Regions from separate parts of the Mus musculus genome. Here region 2 is linked to region 1. Evidence: chromatin contacts called from ENCODE Hi-C data. All regions are on one chromosome and are shown on one strand. The core of a region is the stretch at or near the end of the contact, and the rest is flanking DNA. Distances in the headings are between cores, read along the strand shown.

Region 1 (5,227 bases), core at 1,373-3,872:
ATTGCCCACACTACACTGGTTTTACAATGCAGGGGGTACTGTAATTTTCTCCACGTAATCAGCACTGGATGGTCTAGGTTTCAGTGCACTCTCAGGGAGCTCCGGTAAACACAAGAGAACAGCCATGGATGAATTCTTCACTGAAACGAAAGTTAGGATTAGCAATGGGCAAAACTCACGTTACTTTTCAGCTCTCTTTTTCTTTGGTACTCTTTAGTCACCATGTCTACAAGTTGGTTTATTATTTGTTCTGTTTACAAACAGCTGTGCTTCTTAAATTTTTAGGGTTACATCTTCCAACAAATAAGTTTCTCAGCCATTGTTGAAATACTCCCTTTCCTTTATTTTTTCTAATTATTCTTTTATAAAGCTTCATCACGGAGACTGAATATGTTAGTATAGTGCTTCCCTGACAAGCACAAAGCCTTGGGCTCAATCTCCAGCACTACATGAACAGAGTGTGGTAGCACACACCTATAACCCAAGCGTCTGGGAAGTAGAGACAGAATGACCAGAAGTTCAAGGTCACCCCCAGCTATGTAACGAGTTTGAGGCCAACCTGGGATCTCTGCAACAGCAATGATATTGCTGTTACACACAGCACATTAGATTGACATTGGCCTTCTCAATTTCTCCTCTCTTCCTCTAATGCTTATATTCACATTTATTTATTTTCCTGATATAACTTAAATTTAAATTTTATTTAAATTTAGATACTTTTTTCACTAATCTCTCAGTTCATGAATTCTGTTTTCATCTTCTAAAGTTATTATTATTGTATGTGGGTTCGCTGCCTGTGTGTGCCACAGCACGTGTGTGGAGGTCAGAGGAACACTGGGCACCAAATCAGGTTACTGGGTTTATGTAACAAGTGCGTTTGTCCACTAAGCCCTCTTGCCAGCCTCTCTCTTCTCTGGTTTATTGGCTTTCAAACTATCCATTGAATTTCATCGATACAAAACCATATATGTGTATGTTTAAATTCTGAAGTAGCATTTGTTTTCAAGTATTATAGAACCATAGTAAAGTAGAGAAAGTTTCCACATATTCATATTCCAGCTTCCCCAATGTGACCCTATAGTGACCCTATAATAATGCAGTGTTGGATAAAGATATTGATTGGTACCGTGCTGATATGGTACAGATTTCAAAGGGTTTGAATACATTCATATCATCAGTCTCTTTGTATATAGTTGTGATGGCATATATTAAAACTATAGGTTCATATAACGACCACCATAAGTATCATACAGAGTTGGCCCACCACTACAAAAGAACTCCTCCATGCTGCCCCTCACTGCCTCTTCATGCAGCTGTAATTGCCCTCCCTTCTCTTCTCTCCTAGTAACTACTTATCTCCCATCTTTCTCTAACTGGCTGCAGCTTTGAGAGATGAACATTAAAAACAAAACAAAACAAAACAACAATGCACAGCACCTGTGGCCCTCGGAGACTGATCCTTTCCCTTAGCACTGTGATTTAAAGCTCAGTCTGAGCCACGTGCATCTCAGCTTACCTGATTTCATCTCTAAGTAGTGTTGCTTGTATAACTAGAGGTTGTTTTGTCCTCCCATTGATGGACAGCTGTGATATGTCTGGGATTTGTGAGGTTGCACAGAGCCGCACAAACAGCGAGGCGACATTTCTGTATGGAAAAGGTGATCGTCATTGTGTCTTTTAATTTTCTAGACCCACAGCTGATTTATAGGATGGCTGTACCATTTTACACTGTCACCTGCATTATCCTAGAGATCTAGTGTCTCTGCATCCTTGTCAGCATTTAGCGTTGTCAGAGGATTTTATTTTGCATGTTAACCATTCTCTCAGGCATCTGATTGTTTCTCACATGGGTTTGAGCTGTATTTCTCTAAGAACCAGAGATACTGGTTCTCCTCAAGTGTTCCTTTGATATCTTTCTACTATTTCCTAACCAGGCTGTTTTCTTGCTGTTGGATTTAGGAAACTCTTTATATATTTTGGATACAAGTGGCCTGTGAGATATGTGGTATGCAGGTATTTTTTTCGGCTAGAGACTTTCAGCTTGTGCTTAGTTTTGATTTCTAAAAGTTCTACTACATTCCATTCCCAAACTCAGCCCTATCAATTCTTCAGAAACTCTCCCACTCTCCCCCTTAAGTCCCACTTAAAAGCCTTTCTTAAAAAATTAATTCACCTTTATTAATTATAGCATTTAAAGCTCTGAATATGCCCTCTGTGCCTGTTGTTGATTCTCCTTCCTTTGATGACTCCCTCCTGTGCTTTGTTATTTTCCAGTATCAATCTGCCTTTGTTGGAGTGTAATCTTAGAAACCCTGCAGAGCCTACCTGGGGAGGTGGCAATGGCATTCTGCAAGGGAAGTGTTGCATTTGCTCAGCTGGCAGCCGCAAACACCACATCTTGTGCTTTGACACCTACGGAAAATTTGCAGGATGCCACAGTCAAGAATTTATACACCAGAGGGTGTTGGGAATATCTTTAACGTGCCTCTGAAGATGAAGTTTTTTGTTCATTTGTTTTGAATTCTGCACTGCATCCTCTGCCTGAAACGTTGCGTTTCAGTTCTGATTTCCTGCCTCCAGGGCCTGACTTATCTGCTGTTTCCAGGCAGGCAGGGCTCTGCAGGCGGGGCTCTGCAGGCGGGGCTCTGCAGGCACGCCCCTTCCTGTGGCATCTCCAGCTCATTTCAGTCTCACTGGTTTTTATTTCTCCCGTTATTGTTACCGCCTGTGGGTTTTCTGAGCTCATCTCTTTGTCTAAAAAAAAAGTATGTCATTAAAAAGAATAACTGTATAAATACCTGTCTTAGTTTATCTAGCACTCCTCATATTTAGTACCAGAGGAGTTTTTAAATTATCTAGATGACTAGTTTGCCTAATAACTATTTGTAACAAAAGCTTACAAAACCACATACTAATTCCTATAGTTAGGCAGGGCCTGTTAATATGATGAATATGCAAGGCCTTGCTTGGCTAATATTATGACAGCTTGATGCAGGCTAAAATCATTTGAGAGAAAAGAACTTCAGTTGAGGAAATCCTTCCGTAAGTTTAGGCTATAGGCAAGCCTATAAGATAATTTCTTAGTGATGGATTTAAGTAGGGCCACCCTTGGCTGGTGGTCCCGGGTTCTGTAAGAAAGTAGGCTGAGCAAGCATGATGAACAAGCTAGTAAGCAGCAGCCCTCCATGGCCTCTGCATCAGTTCCTGCCTCCAGGATCCTGCCCTGTTTGAGTTCCTGTTCTGACTTCCTTTGATGATGGGCTACCACAAGGAAATATAAGCTAAATAAACCATCTTCTCCCCAGCTTTCTTTAAGTCATTGTGTTTAATCACAGCAATAGTTACCAGGATAATGGGGTATTGCTGGGACAGACCTGATCCTGTTTTTATTGAGAGGATTGTAGAAGGACTTCAGAAGTTTGGCCTAGAAAGTCATTGAGCGTTGATGGCTCAGTGGGCTATTCTATGGAAGCTTGAAGATAAGAATGTTTAGAGCAGTACAGATGATGGAGGTCTGGCTTGTGAACTTTCAGAGAGAAGTAAAATGCTTCATTTATTTTTGATCTTATAGAATCTCACAGTTGAAAGATTTTGAACTTTTAAAGAGATTTTTTTTTTGAATTTTTAAGAGACGTTACATTTTAAAAGAGATAATATTTTAAAGAGGCTGATTTTTTTTTCAGTGTTTAAATTGTTAAAGAATTTTAAGATTTGGGATTTTTATAGTGGGATGATAATATTAATGTGTGATCTTGGGAATGAACTGGAAAGAGTGATGTATTTGTGTGTGGAGCCAACCAAGAGTCAATTGTGTTGGTTAGTTTTATGTCACCTTGACACAGATAGAGTCTTCTGAGAGAAGGGAACCTCAGGTGAGGAAAGCTTCCATAGATGTGTCTTAAGGCAAGCCTGTAGGGCAGTTTCCATAGATATGGCTTAAGGCAAAGCCTGTAGGGCAGTTTCTTAATTAGTGACTGATGCCTGTGATGACTATTTTTGGTTGTCGACTTGACTACGTTTGGAACTAAAAGGCAAAAATAGAGGGAATAGGAGTGAGGAAGTTTTGCTTAATTTGAAGTAGGGAGATATCTGGGTCTTTGCGGTAGAAAGAAATACCTTTAATCCAGATTTTGAGGCAGGAAGACATATCTTTAATCCAGATATTTAATCCTGATCTAATGTACACATGCCTTCTACAGGAAGCCTAAATAAGGACATGGAAAAGGGAAGTTTTTGTTCTTTGCCTGCTTGCTCTCGCCTTGCTATCAAGTCCATTCCTTCAGTGGCATTAGAGCCTATTTCTCTGGGTTTCAGCACATACAGAAAACCAGCTGAGACAACATCCAGCCTTGTGAACTGAGCAACTACTGGATCCTTGTACTTTCCATTCTCAGCCAGCCATTGTGGCATTAGCTGAACTAATCCAACAATGCAACGTGTAAGTTGTCCTGTGTGTGTGTGTGTGTGGATAGATAGATAGATAGATAGATAGATAGATAGATAGACAGATAGACAGATATCCATTCTATAAATTCTATCACTCTAGAGAAACCTGACTAGTACAATGTGGGAGGTGCCCAGACCATTGTGGGTGGGGCCAGTGCTGGGCTGGTGGTCCTGGGTTCTGTAAGAGAGCAGGCAGAGCAAGCACTTCAAAGTAAGCCAGTGAGCAGCAACCTTCCATGACTTCTGCCACAGCTCCTGCCTCCAAGTTCCTGCCCTGTATGAGTTTCTGTCCTGATTTCCTTTGACTAGACTACATTGTAGAAGTGTAAACCAAAAAAAAATCCCTTTTGTCTCCAACTTGCTTTTGGTCATGGTGTTTAACCACAGCAACAGTCACCCTGACTAGGACAGTCACCACAGTCTCTTTCTAAGCCTAAATCACGTTCCACTTCTTTGCTCCAGTCTAATTTCTTAAATCATTCACATTTCTTGAGTCTTTTTACTATTTAAGTTATAGTCGCTACATATTCCTCTCAGCCATCCCTGGGCCTACGCTCCTCTTGGAAGAGAATCAAACCAGAGAAAAATGATAGAGAAAACATTTAACCATCTGAGGCAGTGGTTCTCAACCTTCCTAAAGTTGTGACCCTTTAATACAGTTCTTCATGCTGTGGTTTCCCCAGCCATTAAATTACTGTTGTAGCTACTTCATAACTGTAATTTTGCTACTGTTTCCACACTATTATCATAATGTAAATATTTGTAGTTTCTGATGGTATTA
Region 2 (5,227 bases), core at 1,792-4,291, 140 kb after region 1:
AAAAGGTGGATTAAAAATTTTGTGACAGTCTCTTTGGGAATGGAGTAGTATTTCTTCATGTACATGAAGATGTAAAGTTAAACATACCATGGAGATAATATGATCACACTTGCTAACCCCAGAAATTCAATAGGAGATCAATCTAAATTCCATTCTATACCACAGGACTGAGACATTGAAGGATGTAAAAAAAAAAAAAAAAAAAAAAAAGTCACCATTTGCTATGACACTGGTCATTTTGAAGCAGTATTGTAATCACAATCTTGCTGAAGAACAAGAAGTTAACGTTCTCCTTCCTGTAATTAAACCTTGATGATGACTATGCATCAGAGGACAGGACGCAAAAATGAACTTACCTTAATTCTACCAAATAAAGGGCACCTTATCCCTTAAAGGTGTATAATGAACCGAATGTCTTTCCAAGCTTGCATTTACTAAACATTTGCTAGAGCTAAGCACCTTAGAAAATCTATTCATTTACACTCAACAATCCTGTGGTGTGGATCCCCTTATCATACAAGGCAGGAAACTAAGCCCAGGAAAAAGCTTTACTGACTGAATTCTATCAGAGATCAAAGACGGAAGCACAGTGTAGCCAGCATGCATGTGAGGAACATGTTCATCTTTAAACATCTTCCAAAACACAGACCTAGAGTTCTGATTCTCTTCACTCCAGAGCTGCATGTAGCACTTGCCTACCATGATTGTGGCCCTGGGTTTAATCATACCAACAAGTGATAACCTTTTAAATATGGTAAGAAAGTATCGAATCTAGATATCTTAGATAAATTCATATTGTCATTATTAGAGAATTTTTTTTAAAAGTTAAGGTTTTCTTTACCACCTATGCAACTAGGAAATATAGCTTAATCTGTTAAGTGTTATGTACATGAAAATATATATTTTAATACAATTAATAATTGAGTCACTGGGTGACTGTCTTATTGTAGTAAGTTAATATGCCTCAAATTGAAGTAAATATTCATGTTCATTATCACAACTTACAAATGACAGATGGGTCAGACACGTAAGAAAATTCATCATATCTTCCATTGTTTAAGAATCAATGAGTTGGCCACAGAAAGGCTAGACCCATTCTAAGTTAAACACCAGAAGTTTCTGAATGAACACAATTTTATGACAACAAATGACTAAGTGTTTCCACACCCATATGTGCATTTATTCGTGGACCTTCTGAGACAGGAACAAAAGGATGCACAGGGTTGCTTCCCAGAGTCCTCTCCCAACACAAAAGTGTAGCAGGTTCTCTTTCTGGATCCTGCCTTTGACAGTAGGACACAGGACAAACTTTGGCCTTGGTAAGAAGAAAATACTGCAAATGCAGTATTTATGTTCAACAGCAATGACTTCCCTCAGAGCTCAGATCTTCCCTCAGATCTTCAAACCTGAAGACTTATATGGAAACTGTCTGGGGGACTTTTGACTTTTGAATATTATTCATCAGAACCCAATCATCTTATCATTCTTATTATCATGTCCAATCCCATGTTCTTAACATAGCTTGGGGGGATGTGTGTGTGGTGTGTGTGTGTGTGTGCGCGCACACACACGCACACAATAGAGAATGATCTTTCTAGAAGGCTGTGGTGGTACACACATATAATCCTAACATGCAGGAGAATCATAAGCACAAGGCGGGTGTTTTTGTTTTTGTTTTTGTTTTCTTACAGAGCAAACAGTAACACCTCAGCTTGACCTGACTCAGTATCTGGACTTTCTCCTGAAAAAGAAAGCCAACCTTCACTGAGGGGCTACCATTACAGCAAGCACTTTACCTATGCATTTGTTCCTCATGGTCACCCACTTGGGCAGATTATCTGTTATCTAAATGAAAAAGATTAAGGTTCAGAGAACATAAGTGCACAGCCTCATGTGCTCTAGCCAATCAATGATGAAATGGGCCCAACCCAACTGACCAACCCCAAAGACTCATAAAATGCATGTCCCCCAGTTAACTGTAGACTCTCCAGAAAAGGAGTCCTTTTATTTCTTTAGAACACCTCAATGTTGACTGTTTTTCTTGTTATCCCAGTGTGCACTTTCTTCTTTTAAACAATGCCTTACTTGCTACTTACATTTTTATAGAAAAGTATGAAAGAAAGTATTGCCCAAACAGTTTGCTTGGTACACCCTACTACAGGGAGCATCTGTGTCATTTCTATAAAGTCACCTGTAATCAAAACACACTGGCAATGGCCAAAACTATGAAGATTCCCAGTGCGCATATGATATCTTGAGAATCCCTCATTAGCAGACAGTTCATCTGCTATGAAGGGAACCAGAAGCACCCCACCCCACCCCCACAGCAACTTCCCTTTCCCACCTGCAAGGTGGGACTGGTCTCCCTTTCGCTCTTCTTCTAGTGCTTTCTTTAAAAGTCTCCTTTCTCCTCTGTGCCAACCCTTCCACGTTCCAGACAGTGTTAAGAATCCAACACTGGATTTGTCTCCTCCAAAAAGTAGACTGAATGATCTCTAAAGACATGTGAGAGACACCACAACTTATGAGACTAGGATTCTAACTCCAATTCCTACAACATAGTTCTGGAAATGTTCTCAGACCAGTTTTAGATGCTGATCCCTAATGACAGGTGCTCACACTCATTTACACCTCAGAGAACCCAATGTTCCCTTAGTTCCACTCCAAGTTCAGTTCGACCAAAAGCCACTTTCATCCAGTGAGTGTCTGAAATACAGACTCATGAGAAATAACTATTAGAGAAAGGAACTGTGTCCTCCCCAAAAGCTAAGGACACCAGGGACAAGCACCTTTTGTAGCTGTACACACTTGGCCTCAAGGGATACATTTATCAGCCCTTCTTAAGCCATCCACCCATCATCTAAGTTATCATTCTTACAAACTTCTGGAAGAATACTGAGGACAATTCACCCTTACCTTTCAGTAAGTAAGAAATGCTGCTTAGAAGTTTTTGTCGTCCATTCAGCCGTGGAGACACTTGCTGTGGCTGAAGAACCCTAAGAGACACTTCCTCAACCTGTTCTGCTCCTCTAGCCTCTCCCTTCACCCACCCCCCCAGTCAAACATTAACCACAACATTTTTATTGATATCTGAGAGTCACTGGGTATCATAAAAGGTATCATTACATTCAGTCCAGGAAAGAAGTTACTTTATACCCATTCATACCAAACATGCTTTCAAACTGGTTGCTGAGTTGTTGGTGGTGGTGGTGTTGTTTTAAATATATGAATAAGTTAGGAGTTAAGAAGTTTAAATGAGGAAGTTGAGTGTGTATCCAACTATCTCTGGAGTGTGAGCTCTGTGGCATCAAAGAGGGTTGCTAACATTTTACACAATCACTTATTGTAGTGTCTGCAAAGGAGACTGTCAACAAGTATGCGTATAGGTTCTGTACAAGTCCAAACTACAAGGCACCAAGTTTGCTGACAGTGTCACCCACTGACAGACACTGACAAGTGATTTTGTAGATGGCCCAGATGCCATGCTGAAAGACACAGTGGCTGTTCCAACTTCTGAAAGACACGGTAACCCAACAAACACAGTTCTGTTCTGTTTTGTTTTGTTTTGTTTTGTTTTGTTTTGTTTTGTTTTGTTTTGAAGCTACTGCCACAGACATCTTAAGCCAAGGCGTCTTTCTGACTGATGGCTAAGTCCCACTCTTCAGTGCCTCCAGGAAACCATCTTGAAAATGTGAAGTGATACCAGGCAGAGGTCACATAGGTCAAAGTTTACCCTGTTTCTGGGGACCTTCTGAAGTGTGTCTGGATGTCTCCTGAACTGCTGTTTCCCTTCCCTTCCATTGCTGGCTTCAGAGCACTCTTAATGGGAGCTCCCTCCCTCTAAGATCTCCTGAACAGCTTTCCTGGGTGCTCTAACAGTGGAACTGCCCTCCCTCCTCAGTCTCACGGCTAAGCTCACTGTGTTTAGAGAAGTAAGATTAACTCGGCCAAGAACTTCTCAAATTTTGACCATCTCTGCTTTCCCATCTGCTAGACAAAATGACCTTGGGACACAAAATCAAATAGCTTCATCCTGCCTGATGATTCACTTCCTGGAATCAATCAATTGCATCTCTCCTCACAGAACTTCTCTGGAAGGAGTTGGCTTCTTGCCTAGTAGTCTTTTAATAATGTGTGTAAAATATAATTTTTAAGTCTACAAAGTTTTTGTGTGTGTTGGGGGGTGTTTTTGCTTTTGTTTTGCTTTAGGAAAAGCAGATTCATAGACGGGTAAATTTATAGATTGCTGTTGTTTTCAGTAATAATACCATGCCACCAGGGCCATGGCACATGGGCATATAAGTTAAAGGTATCTCTTCAGCTAGTCTTCTCAAGTCTATGAATAGATTCCAGCTTAGACACAGGAAACAGAGTAAGGAGAGATTTTCTATCTGGTGGAGTCACTCAGCCTGTGACAATACAGTCTATCCTACCAGGCCTATCTGATTTACAACAAAGACAGCATTCAGACCTGGATTATGTTCTTCCTGTTCCTGTGACTAATAAGAGTAAAAATCCCCCCATGGGTCCATTCTTATCAGGAGATGACCACGATCCTGCTTGTGTCCCTAGTTCTGCTACTTTTGTTCTTGACTTCGAACTCATAATTGGTTAAACCCTGAGAAGTCCCAAGCCAGCCAACCATGTTGCATGCGATTGAGTTTCTGAATTGTTGTTTCCTGTCTTCTCTGGAGTAAGAGGGTCACATGGTTCTGAGAGAAGCATTACTAGCATCAAACCAGTATCCTCCCAGACTCACTCCAAAGACAGACGATTCCTGTTAACATGGGTCAGGGTAGATACCGCTGAGTTTTAGAAATTAATTTGCATGCAGTGACAACAGGAGTTTAACACCTTCTTGGTAATAACAGGATAATAACAGGAATAAGGATAATATAGGTAATAAAACTAGTGATTTCCCCTTTGAAAGCAGAGGACATAGGATTTTTATGACAAGAACAATTGAATAAGGGGCAGTCAGTGCTGAGCTGTACCTGTAAGCTGTACCTGTTAGCATGAGAATGAGAGGTTTGGTCTCTGGTGCCCACGTAAAAAAAAACAGCACGGACTCATAACCCCAGAACTGAGAAAGTAGAGACAGAAACATCTCTAGAGTTTGCTGGACAACCAGTCTTGCCTAACTAGTTAGTTCCTTAGTCCCAGTTGGGAGACCCTATGTCAAACAGACAAGCTCCTGGGGTATGCACATGCATGCATATCCGCACAA

What was found. Hi-C counts contacts between places; a loop is a spot of excess contacts on that map.
Region 2: a map of T-helper 17 cell shows a loop between it and region 1 (1.8-fold over the local background). The contact joins the promoter of Cdh17 here to the enhancer-like site in region 1. A Hi-C loop is called at or near these places in 2 of 37 maps with a recorded cell type or tissue (both T-helper 17 cell).

Annotation. Positions count from the first base shown.
Region 1 is chr4:11,897,571-11,902,797 of GRCm38, reverse strand. No RefSeq gene overlaps it. Among named protein-coding and RNA genes, the nearest start is that of Pdp1, 66 kb to the left of the region's middle. Within about 2 kb of position 2,622, at least 1 of the 3 ENCODE cell types and tissues checked has a DNase peak (open chromatin) inside an H3K27ac peak, as active enhancers do.
Region 2 is chr4:11,755,971-11,761,197 of GRCm38, reverse strand. It overlaps Cdh17 (cadherin 17), which reads right to left and starts at 3,041. Exons shown (of 18, transcript NM_019753.4): 1 at 2,917-3,041.